Regions from separate parts of the Homo sapiens genome. Here region 2 is linked to region 1. A link is an interaction called in ENCODE POLR2A ChIA-PET data of the cell type or tissue named here. Cell type or tissue: GM12878. All regions are shown on one strand.

Region 1 (5,000 bases):
AAGGAACCAGGAAGAGAGCCCACTTCCAAATCCAGTCTCTTCCACTGAGGTTCCACCTGCATAGAAGGGGCTTCCTGGGACCCACCAAGCCCGTGATACCACTTGGTCATCTTACAAGAGAAGACACCAAAGCCCAGAGAAGGAAGCAGCTGTCCCAAGGAGGAGCAGCTAGGTGGGGACTAGAACCACCATATCCTGGCCCCTTCTACTTCTCTGTCCCCTCCACTAGACTTCTTCAGCCAAAGGGGGTTTCTCTTTTTTTAGTTTCTTTGCAAACCTGCTTCCAAATATTTGTATTGACCTATCGGATTGATACTTAAAGAATCAGGGATTTGTGCATTTGACACCTGAAACTCATCTGTCCCCTAAGGATCTTCTTGTGTGTTCTGCTTACCATCCACTCAGAATTTTTGCAGCTTTTTGAGGGTCATCATCCACCTGCAGTCACTTTAGAGACATCAGAAAGTGTCATGATCATGATCCCCTTGTAGAAGTGAGAAGTGTGTCCTGCAGCTAATCCCATCCACCATGCAGACAGGATGCTAACCAGTCTCAGAGGACACCATTCCTCTGGCCCACCTGTTGGGTGGCTTACCTGACTTTCTGCCCCAGTCCTGTCTCAGCATCATACACTTGCTGTTTGAAGGTGGCCATCCCACGAGTGGGCTAAACTAGGCATTCTAGGACTGGTCAGGAGGTGGCAAGTCATCATGCTGATCAATTCAATTAGTAAAGGCACTGTTTGGGAAGAGAGAGGGGGACACTATCACCATCATACGAAGAGCTAATGTTTTTTGAGCATTTACTATGTGGTAGACTTTATGCTAAATTCTTACAAGTATTGTTTTAATATAATCCTTACAGCAACCGTACTATTGTTATTCCTGTGTGGACAATGAGGAGACAGAGGCACATAAGGAAAAGGTTACTAAATGGGGAATAAGGAAACTCATCTTCCATTCTTTCTCTATCTCTCTGTAATCTCGTGCTAGTCACTTAACCTTGCCTTTCTGGTACATGAAACATCTGAATTGGAAGAAATTATGTGCATATGTGCATTTTTCTGGAAAGAGCAGCCACAATTTTCATCAGCATCTCAAAGACACCCATTACCCCCCTCCCACTCACAAAAAAAAAAAAAATCAAAGAACTCTCAGGACTATCTCATTTTATAGCCTTTTTCACACTAAACAATTTACCTTGCATTCTCTTCTAACATTGTAAATACCGACGGGCTTGAGCAGTACCGATAGGCAGATTCAGATTACAGTCACCCCTGAGCCAAAGACCTCTCTGTGATTCAGGGGTGTGAAGGGCTCCTGGCTGTGCACTGGCCTTTCCAGCACACCCGCATGTCCAGATAGCCATCGCAGGAAGGACGACGTGGGGATGGGATCATCAGATTCACCCTCCAGCTACTTGCAACACCTCAGCAGTTTTACTTCAGCTTGTTGTATTCTTTCCTTGCAACTGGACTGTAAGTTTATATTGCAACCCCAAGAAAAGATTCACAATCCCTTTTTTTTATTGTACTATAAAAAGAATTCTAGTGATAGAACCTCCACAGGGCTTGAAGTGAAGCAGCCATTCATTAAGTGTCTGCTGTGTCCTGAGTATGCCAGCAATGAACAAGACAGACCAGGTCCCTGGCTGCATAAAGAGCAAGAGGGACTGTGGCAGGGAAGTGCCACGCAGATGCAGAGAGCACGAGAGTGAGGCCTGGAGAACCAGGAGGGGCTTCCTTGAGAAGTGGTGTTTGAGCCACTGAAGGATCCCTGAAGAATGCCTCATCCCTGATGGATGAAGAGAAATGAATTAAGCAAGAGGCACAGGTCAGAGGGGTGGAAGAGCATTCTGAGAGGGATGGGAAGGGCCCAAGGCAATAAAGAACTTGGCCCACTGGAGGAACTGAAGGGAGGGCAGGCTAGGTGCCAAGAGAGGGAGAGTGGTGTGGGAGATGCAGCCGGAGAGGAGGCAGGGCCAGTGTATGCAGGGCCCAGGAATCGCCAGGTGGGATGCTAACTGGCTGTGGGCTGTTGGCAAGGCAGGTAACAGCTCACATGTTCCATTTCCTTATCTTCAAGGTGAGAGTCTTCAATTAGATGATCTCGAAAGCCCTTTCTGACTCTACCATCCTGTGATATTGTGACTTCAAAGAAAGTGAAGTGATTGCTGAGAAAGAGAAAAGTGGCCCCTGACAACCTGGATCTGGGTGGTCCCATAAGCTAGGCCTTGGCGTTCTCCTGTTAAACATAAACAACTTCACAGAACATCAACAGCAAGCAAGATGTCTCTGTGACCATGATAAAGACAAAAATAAGACCACTCCACAATCATGTCTGAACACAGACAAAAAACGTTAACATTGTCCAAACCATGGAACTAACCAAACATTTCCCTATTCTGGCTCGGAGGAGTGACTGCTACTCCTTTACCCTTACAGCTTCAGTCTCACTTAGTCTTCCTCCCTTCTAGACAAGATTTATTAAGATATGGAATCATAGAATTTACCCCTGCTTCTGACAGCATGCAAAGCTCCACTTCCTTAAACCGTCCCCAAAATCGCCTACCACAAACCGCACTCCTGTAAGTCCTTTCTAACACCCTGTCGGTGAGACACCCCACCGTTCTCCTTCTCTGCTATGTCCTGTCCAAGCACAGGGTGTTCCTCATGCAAGTGCAGGGCTGGCCATGAGAAGCAATGCCACCCTACACTTTGCTCTCCTGGTGTCTCTCTTGTCTCACCAGTTCCAGCCCAGTCCTGGGGGTCTTTGGCTGGATGGAGTTGACATCAGTCCCCTTCCCTGCTCTTCTCTAATCTCACCACAGGTACCCTGCTCTGGGCCTCAGGGTGTTGGGGAGTAGAGCTGGGAAGTAGCGGAGGAGAAAATGAGGAAGAGAAATGCAAGAGGGCGACTTCACAGGGGAATTTTGTCCACCTGATGATGTGGGAACGGAATTAAAACTGTCTCCAGAGCGAATGTTTCTTCTCTCACTTGAAGTCTGGGCTTCCTCCTTTTATGTCTATGCCCCACCCAGATTACGCATGGGCTACTTGGGCGGTTGTGGTATTTCTGTTTCCCAACCAAACGCCACCACCTCCCCTTAAAGCCATCTTCACAGGAAGGTAACCAGCTCCCGGTGGAACTGACCCATTTGACAGTATCTAAGGGGAACAAAAATTGTTGCTGCTGCTGATTCAGATTCACAGCTTGGACTTCCCACCCTTAGCTAAAAGTTTTTCACTGGGGGGAGTCCCCACCACACAACCTACTCTATTCATGTGAGCCAGTGGTAAACAAACCAGACTCCTGGTGCCTCCTGAGTCAGATGATAACCAAGGGAAAGAAGTGACCTCTATCTCTGGACACAAAACAAACTAGAGGACCCTTACTCCTCTGATTGAGAAAGCTGGTGAAGTCAGCTCCTTTCAACTTGGAGAAGCCATTGCTCACATCAGGCGCATAACTGTTTCCAAAGTCATGGAAATGTCCAGTTCATGGCAAAAGTAGGGTTTTCTTTGTGCTTAGTTTCATGAAGAGGTCAATCAACTTTTTCAGTAAAAGGCCAAATATTAACTATTCCAAGCTTTGTGGGCCAATCTTTGGCATAACTACTCAAATCTACCCTTGCAGCACAAAAGCAACCATAGATATAATGCAAGTGATTAGGCATGACTGTATTTCAGCAAAACTTTATTTATAAAAACAAGCACACCAGATTTGGCCCATGGAATGTAGTTGGCTGGCCCCTGGTGTAATGTAACCAACACGTGGGCACAGCTGAATAAGAAGAGGAATAATAACCTTTGCCCATTACTTTCTAAAGAGCTTACTTCTCATTAGACAGATTGAGAGGTTTAAAATCAGTTTGGAAACTGCTGGAGGATGGAGGAAAAAGAGGGAGAGAAGAAAGAAGAAAGCAAACATGAGAGGATGGAATTTTATTTATTTCAAATGGAATTTAGTTATTTCAAATAAGTAATGGAAGAATCAGAGTGGAAAGAGTTATTTGTAAGGCCTCTGTATAGCAGGCTGACCCTAGTCATCTCTTACCCTGACCAGCTGGACAGGAGTCACTCACTGAGGCTCAGGCTATGTGGACTAATCCAACTTCAAAGTCAGGTTTATAGAAACATGTGTGGGCTTCTTTGGGGAAAGTTTATCTGAGACAGTGTTCCTCCGGACCAGCTTCGGGTGTCATTAGCAACAGAGAATCTTCTCATAGAGACAACTGAATGTAGTATGTTCCAGGATTTATTTTTTAAATGCTGGTTCCTGATTCTTCTGGGCAAAGCCGAAGAAGGCAGAGAGACACTGAGAGTGCACTGCATCAGCACAGATTGTGGAATGTTTAGGACCATTTCAGTTCCCAAAGAAAGAGCCCCTGAAGAGCTCATAGAAAGGGCTCGCAGGAGAGTAGAGAAGGACCAGGGAGTGCTGGACACTTCTAACAGTCACAGGTGCTGTGACTTCTAACAGTTGCAGGTAAACAGGGTCCCAGACCTTCCCATCTGGGACTGATGGATTGATTGTGAAGAATATATACTCATTCCACAAATTTAAAAAGGGAATTAATAATGAAAGACTTAAGTGTAAAGTAGAGCACCCAAGACTCTGCTCGGAAAGGTAGACGCAAATGATAACCACATAGGTAAATCCCCTGCATGTGGCTGGGAAGAGAGGGTGAGAAGTAGTCTATCTATGGTTAGTGGCCATTTTCTCTAGTTCACAGACCATGCATATTGATTATAGATTCAGAAAGTTACCCTAACTTTACAGCAATGACTTCTGAACTGTGCTTTCCTGGAATACTGGTTTCATAAGATGTTAGCAGTTATTTTGCAGGAGAAAGGTTTCAGGGAAACCGAAGAATGAATTGACATTGACAGGAAACTGTTGTGTATCCATTCAAAATACATTTTTGTTTGGCTGTGTTATCCTTGGAGAAAAGTAATAGTATCAGAAGAATCCTGGGCAATACAGCAAGGTCCTGTCTCT
Region 2 (5,000 bases), 120 kb before region 1:
GCCATATATGACATGCCCCAGGGCCCTCTGTTACGGCTCCCATAGTCTACAAATTAACAGGGGCTTGCCACCACTATAACCTCATCATGGCTCACCTTCCTGCTGCTTCTCAACTACTGTTCTGCCAAACTTCAACAGGTACCCCCATCTTCAGAAATGTTTCAGCTCTAGCTGCCTCAGGAAGATGGGGCTTGCCTCTCTGGGTTTCCCATTCTATCGCTTGATCAGAGATAGGTTAGACCCTGAGTCAAGGGGCCTTTTTTGCATGTTAAAAGGTAGCAGCCTCCACGTTAGTAAGTATAACCCCTAACCCCCTTTACTGGGAGTGCCAAACTGGCTCAAGTGGAATAGACTGGGACAGACTCAAAAGGGATTAAATATGGCCTGCAATGCCAACAACTTCTTAACATCCCAGAAACAGGGCATGTGTCTACAAATTATAGCTAAGCTAATAGATCAGCTGGTCCTAATTTTCCTGAAATTTGGGATTAGCTACCAGAACTGTTCCCAAAAATGTCTTTAAAGTGGGCGACTCCGTTCTAAGTTTTCCCCACAAAGCCTGTTTTCCAACTCCCCAGAAACTTAGGAGTTCTCATGTAAGGAAGTAGTTCCTGAAGGCGTGAAGGTTCCTCAAGGCATGAAGAAACATCAAAGGTTTTTCAGTAGATGAGATATGCTGAAAGCCATGCAGAGGAAACCTGCTGTGACCTCAGTAGGAAAAAACTAAACAAACAAGCAAATGAAAACTAGAGGTAGGGGCCTGTGGAAGCTGTTCCATTTGTCCAAGTGAGAGGTGTCTGGAGATTATAGTGGACAGAAGAATCATCACGAGAGGAACTTCAGGGCCTGGGAACTGACTGCAGAGGGGGGCAGGATAGCAGGCACGGCACAAATGACTGCACGTGCAGAGCCTCAGCACAGACACCTCACCCAGATTCCAGAATCACGGGCCAGGCTGACCCTCTTCTTCCTGATCATGGTCGGTGTTATCCCCACCTCCATGAAGGCATGGCAGCTCAGTCCAGGCATTTGGCCAGAGGCATGGGCTCGATTCTTAGGTCGCTGCTGAGGCCCTGAGCCTGGGACTTTCTATGGCCTCCTATTGTGGATTTCAGGCTTCTCTGGCCTTAGAGCCCTGGGGAGAGGCTGGCAGGTAAATAAAGAGAAGAGCAGCTAGCAGAAACCTTTTGTAAATGACTCTCCTGGCTGATTGAAAATTTGTGGTCATTTGTAGAGCTTGAGGACCCTCAGCCTCCCCCAGACCACATTCCTTGGATTACAGCTGTACTTCCAACAGTTATTATATGTGTGATGGTTTTCTGTCTAATTCTATGGAAATGGAAGAAGAAGAAGCGGCCTCGCAACTCTTATAAATGTGGTGAGTGAGTCCTTGTCCTCCCCACAGACTGTCACTTTGCACCTACTTCCCAATCGGCTGGCTGCCTTCCGGAGCTTGTTGGCTGAGCCTAGACTGGCAAAAAGTCAGGAAGTTGTTGGGAAAAAAGGTTTTCCCTTGGAGTTTTGAGCCTATACAGACTGGCAGTAGCAGATAATGCTGCTCTTGGACTTCAAAGAAAGGCGACATTTCTAACCTCTGGTTTACAAATGTACTTCTGGTTTCCAGGGAAAACTGATTATTACTTGCTTTATCTACCTCACTTCATGAGGTTACTGTGACATATACATAAAGTAAAATGGTGAAACCACTCCTAAATGTTAAAGATTGTGGACCTGGTGGTGTTTAAGCAGGGATATTTGCTAAATGACCACAAGAATCAGCTTCTCGTCTCTAAAAAAATCTAGGTTTCTTATGAAATAAGTTAGATGAATTATTGCCCATTGACTTATAACAAACAATATTAACTTTAACTAATTTCTAAGTAATACATATCCATTATCATATATACCAAAAATAAAATAATCTATAACTCCACTAATAAGAAAAAATGATTACACAAATATTTTTGGTGCCTATCTTTAAGATTTTTCTGTGTATCAATCTATGTTGTTTTCCATAATTAGGATTATCATAAGGGTTATTTTTCACAATTTGGATAATATATGTACTGTGTTCTAATTTTGTTATACTAAATGTAGCAAGACAATTTTCAATGTCATAAATATCATTCTACAGCATCATTTTTAATGGCTGCAAGATATTCCCTTTTGTGGATACACCATAATTTATTTATTTAACCAACCTCATTTTTTGGACACTTGAGTTAGTCCAATAGTTTTGTTATTATAAACACCCTCCCCACTGACTTCTGTTATAAAAATGTTTCATGGGGACAAAGTGGTCCCTAACTTTATAATAATGCCATGCCTTTTTGTAGTTTGGTCTGGTTCTAAGCTAAGATTGGACTTTATCTCAGTAATTGCCTCCAGTAGTAATTAGTTTGATTGGTGCTAATAATTAAGGTAACCTTCTAACTCACTTATGGTAGAAAGCACAAGATGAGTATTGCCTCTGGCCAGCATCTTGTTTTTCAGTATACTGATTTTAAAATCTAACTAGAAAATAGATGGATGACATTAGCAGTCATTCAATGCATCCTGCTGTACTTTAAAAATAAGAAATTGGGGAGCAACGATCGAATTTAAATAAATTAACACAAAGCATGTGGCAGAGCCATTCAAACTGCCAATGTATGGAGTGTGCTGCGAGATTTCTATGATATAAAAGTATAAAATTCCTAGCACAGATGTAAAGACATATCATGCTTGTCCAGGCTTTGACTTTTCAAGGTGAGAGTTTTGAGCTTCACTTTCTTTCAACCTCATTGCCATTTAAAATTAGTCAAATATGAAGAAGTGACTTACATCTTGGGAATAAGCTGTTTGCTAGATTTTTCTTCACATTAGAATGATCAGCTTACAAATGAAACAAAGAAGGGTTGGAGAAAAAGATTAAGGATGTTTCTTCCTCCATGAGGCAATCAGAAAAAAATCAGGAGACTAGATAGGGGAGATAAAGAGGATATGTGTGTTCACATGAGAGAAGTTAGAAGGTGGTTAAATAAGCTCTGTAGGTACAGATGAGATGGTCAGATTGGGCTGAGTGGCACATACATGACCCCTAAGAATGTAATGAAGAATATTGGTAAGAAAAAGTTATTTATTCAGACAGTCATCCATGCCACTGAGTTTGATCAAAGAGAGAAGCCTTGCTATCACTGTAGGGAGGGAGGTGCAACAGGTATAACTATGCCATTATAGATATGATATATTTGTAAATTTGGATTCTGTAACTTCAGCAATATCTGCCATTGCTTTGTGGGTACTCCTGGCATTGGCTATGTGATAGGTAAAATAATGCCCCCCACAAGACGTCCACCTCCTATACTCCAGAACCTGTAATATGTTATCTTACATGGCAAAAGGAACTTCACATAGGTGATTAAGGCACCAAGCTTGAGATGGTGAGATTAACCTGGATTATCCAGGTGGGCCCAATGTAATCACATGAGTCAGAGAACCTTTCCTAGCTGGGATGGAGAAATGAACTGGAAGAAGGAGAGATCTGAAACTTGAGAAGCTCAACCCAGCATTTCTAGCTTTGAAGATGGAAGGAGGAAGCCATGAGCCAAGGAATGTAAGTAGCTTCTAGAAGCTGGAAGTGGCTCTCAGTTGACAGCCAGCCATTAAGGAAATTAGGATCTCAGTTCTGCAACTATAAGGAGCTGAATTCTGCCAAGAGACCAATGTGGAAACAGCAGATCCCTCCACAGAGACACAAGCTTACTGATAACTGGTAGGAATTTCTCCAAAAGTGGAGCTTCCTCCTACTCCAGTGTTAATCCCTTTCTCAGAGGAGACGGTCCTCAAACTAACTAACTTGGCACCAAAAGTCCTATCCAGTGTTTTCTCATTATAGTTTTTCTATGCCTCAACTGTATATATTTACCCAGTTTAGGCTGTTTAAATGAATAAAAAGGAAATGCCATAGTTATTCTAGCCAGTTTCCAATCTCTCTTCTCTTTTTTTGTTTTGTCAAATAGGGCAGATAAGGCATGAGAATTTATAACTATGAATTACTGTCTTTTCCCAAACAGAAATCACCCTATCAGCTTACCCATTGGGAGAAAAACTAAAATAGCTCCCCCTGAAATTTTACTTCCTCATTTGGGTCTTGTGTGACTGAAATCTGTATACAATGCCCTAGCAACAACGGTTTTTACAGCTTGCCTCCCTAGAACAAACCTAGGAGTCTCAGCTGTTTCAGGAATGATTTCTTAAAGGTAAAGTGCCTTTTTCAAAAGAAATTATTATTATTTTTTTTTAATTTTTTTTTTGTGTGTGTGTGAGACAGAGCCTCACTCTGTCACCAGGCTGGAGTGCAGTGGCACGATCTCAGCACACTGCAACCTCTGCCTCCCAGGTTCAAGCGATTCTCCTGCCTCAGCCTCCCAAGTAGCTGGGACTACAGGCACGTGCCACCAAGCCCAGGTAATTTTTGTATTTTCAGTAGAGATGGGTTTTCACCATGTTGGCCAGGATGGTCTCGATCTCTTGACCTCGTGATCCGTTTTTAACCAACATTTAAACAGAAATATTCACAGGCTTAAAGACTGAAAGTTAGTGATATCATCACATTTCCCCTTCAAAATGCTGAATTTGTAAGCAAATTTAAAAGTTTAGAATCTACCTTTTAATTGTCTGCTTTCATTTTTTTGACAGTGGCTTTTTTTGATATGGTGACTATTTTGTCATGGGTATAAAAGGATAATTCATTTTGTGTTAATCTGAAGACATCTGAAATACTGTATTCAACTATAAGTACCTTTTTTTACATTTATAAGATTCTTTTTCAAAATTTTTATTTGAATAGTTTTTTGGGAACTACTGAACTAAACTAGGTGGTTTTTGGTTACATGGATAAGTTATTTAGTGGTGATTTCTGAGACTTTGGTGCCACCTGTCACTCGAGCAGTGTACACTGCACCAGTGTGTAGTCTTTTATCTCTCACCCCTCCCACTCTTTCCTCTGAGTCCCCAAA

The links. ChIA-PET counts read pairs that join two places held together with the same protein. Peaks named below come from ENCODE experiments on the same cell type or tissue, not always from the same donor. Only the 100,000 strongest peaks of a DNase experiment are listed, where the experiment ranks them.
Region 2: POLR2A ChIA-PET joins it to region 1 with 6 read pairs; 2 of 35 experiments call an interaction of 5 or more read pairs at or near these places.

The regions. Positions count from the first base shown.
Region 1 is chr3:122,230,631-122,235,630 of GRCh38, forward strand. The region is part of intron 1 of CASR (calcium sensing receptor); the gene reads left to right. Among named protein-coding and RNA genes, the nearest start is that of CASR, 49 kb to the left of the region's middle. RefSeq lists an enhancer at 2,840-2,929. In GM12878, no CTCF peak of the experiment used is centred here; DNase peaks (open chromatin) are centred at 2,591, 3,111 and 4,707; H3K4me3 peaks cover 1,551 bases; H3K27ac peaks cover 3,280 bases.
Region 2 is chr3:122,108,031-122,113,030 of GRCh38, forward strand. CD86 (CD86 molecule) reads left to right here. Exons shown (of 7, transcript NM_175862.5): 5 at 1,235-1,378. Among named protein-coding and RNA genes, the nearest start is that of CD86, 55 kb to the left of the region's middle. In GM12878, no CTCF peak of the experiment used is centred here; no DNase peak of the experiment used is centred here; H3K4me3 peaks cover 334 bases; H3K27ac peaks cover 742 bases.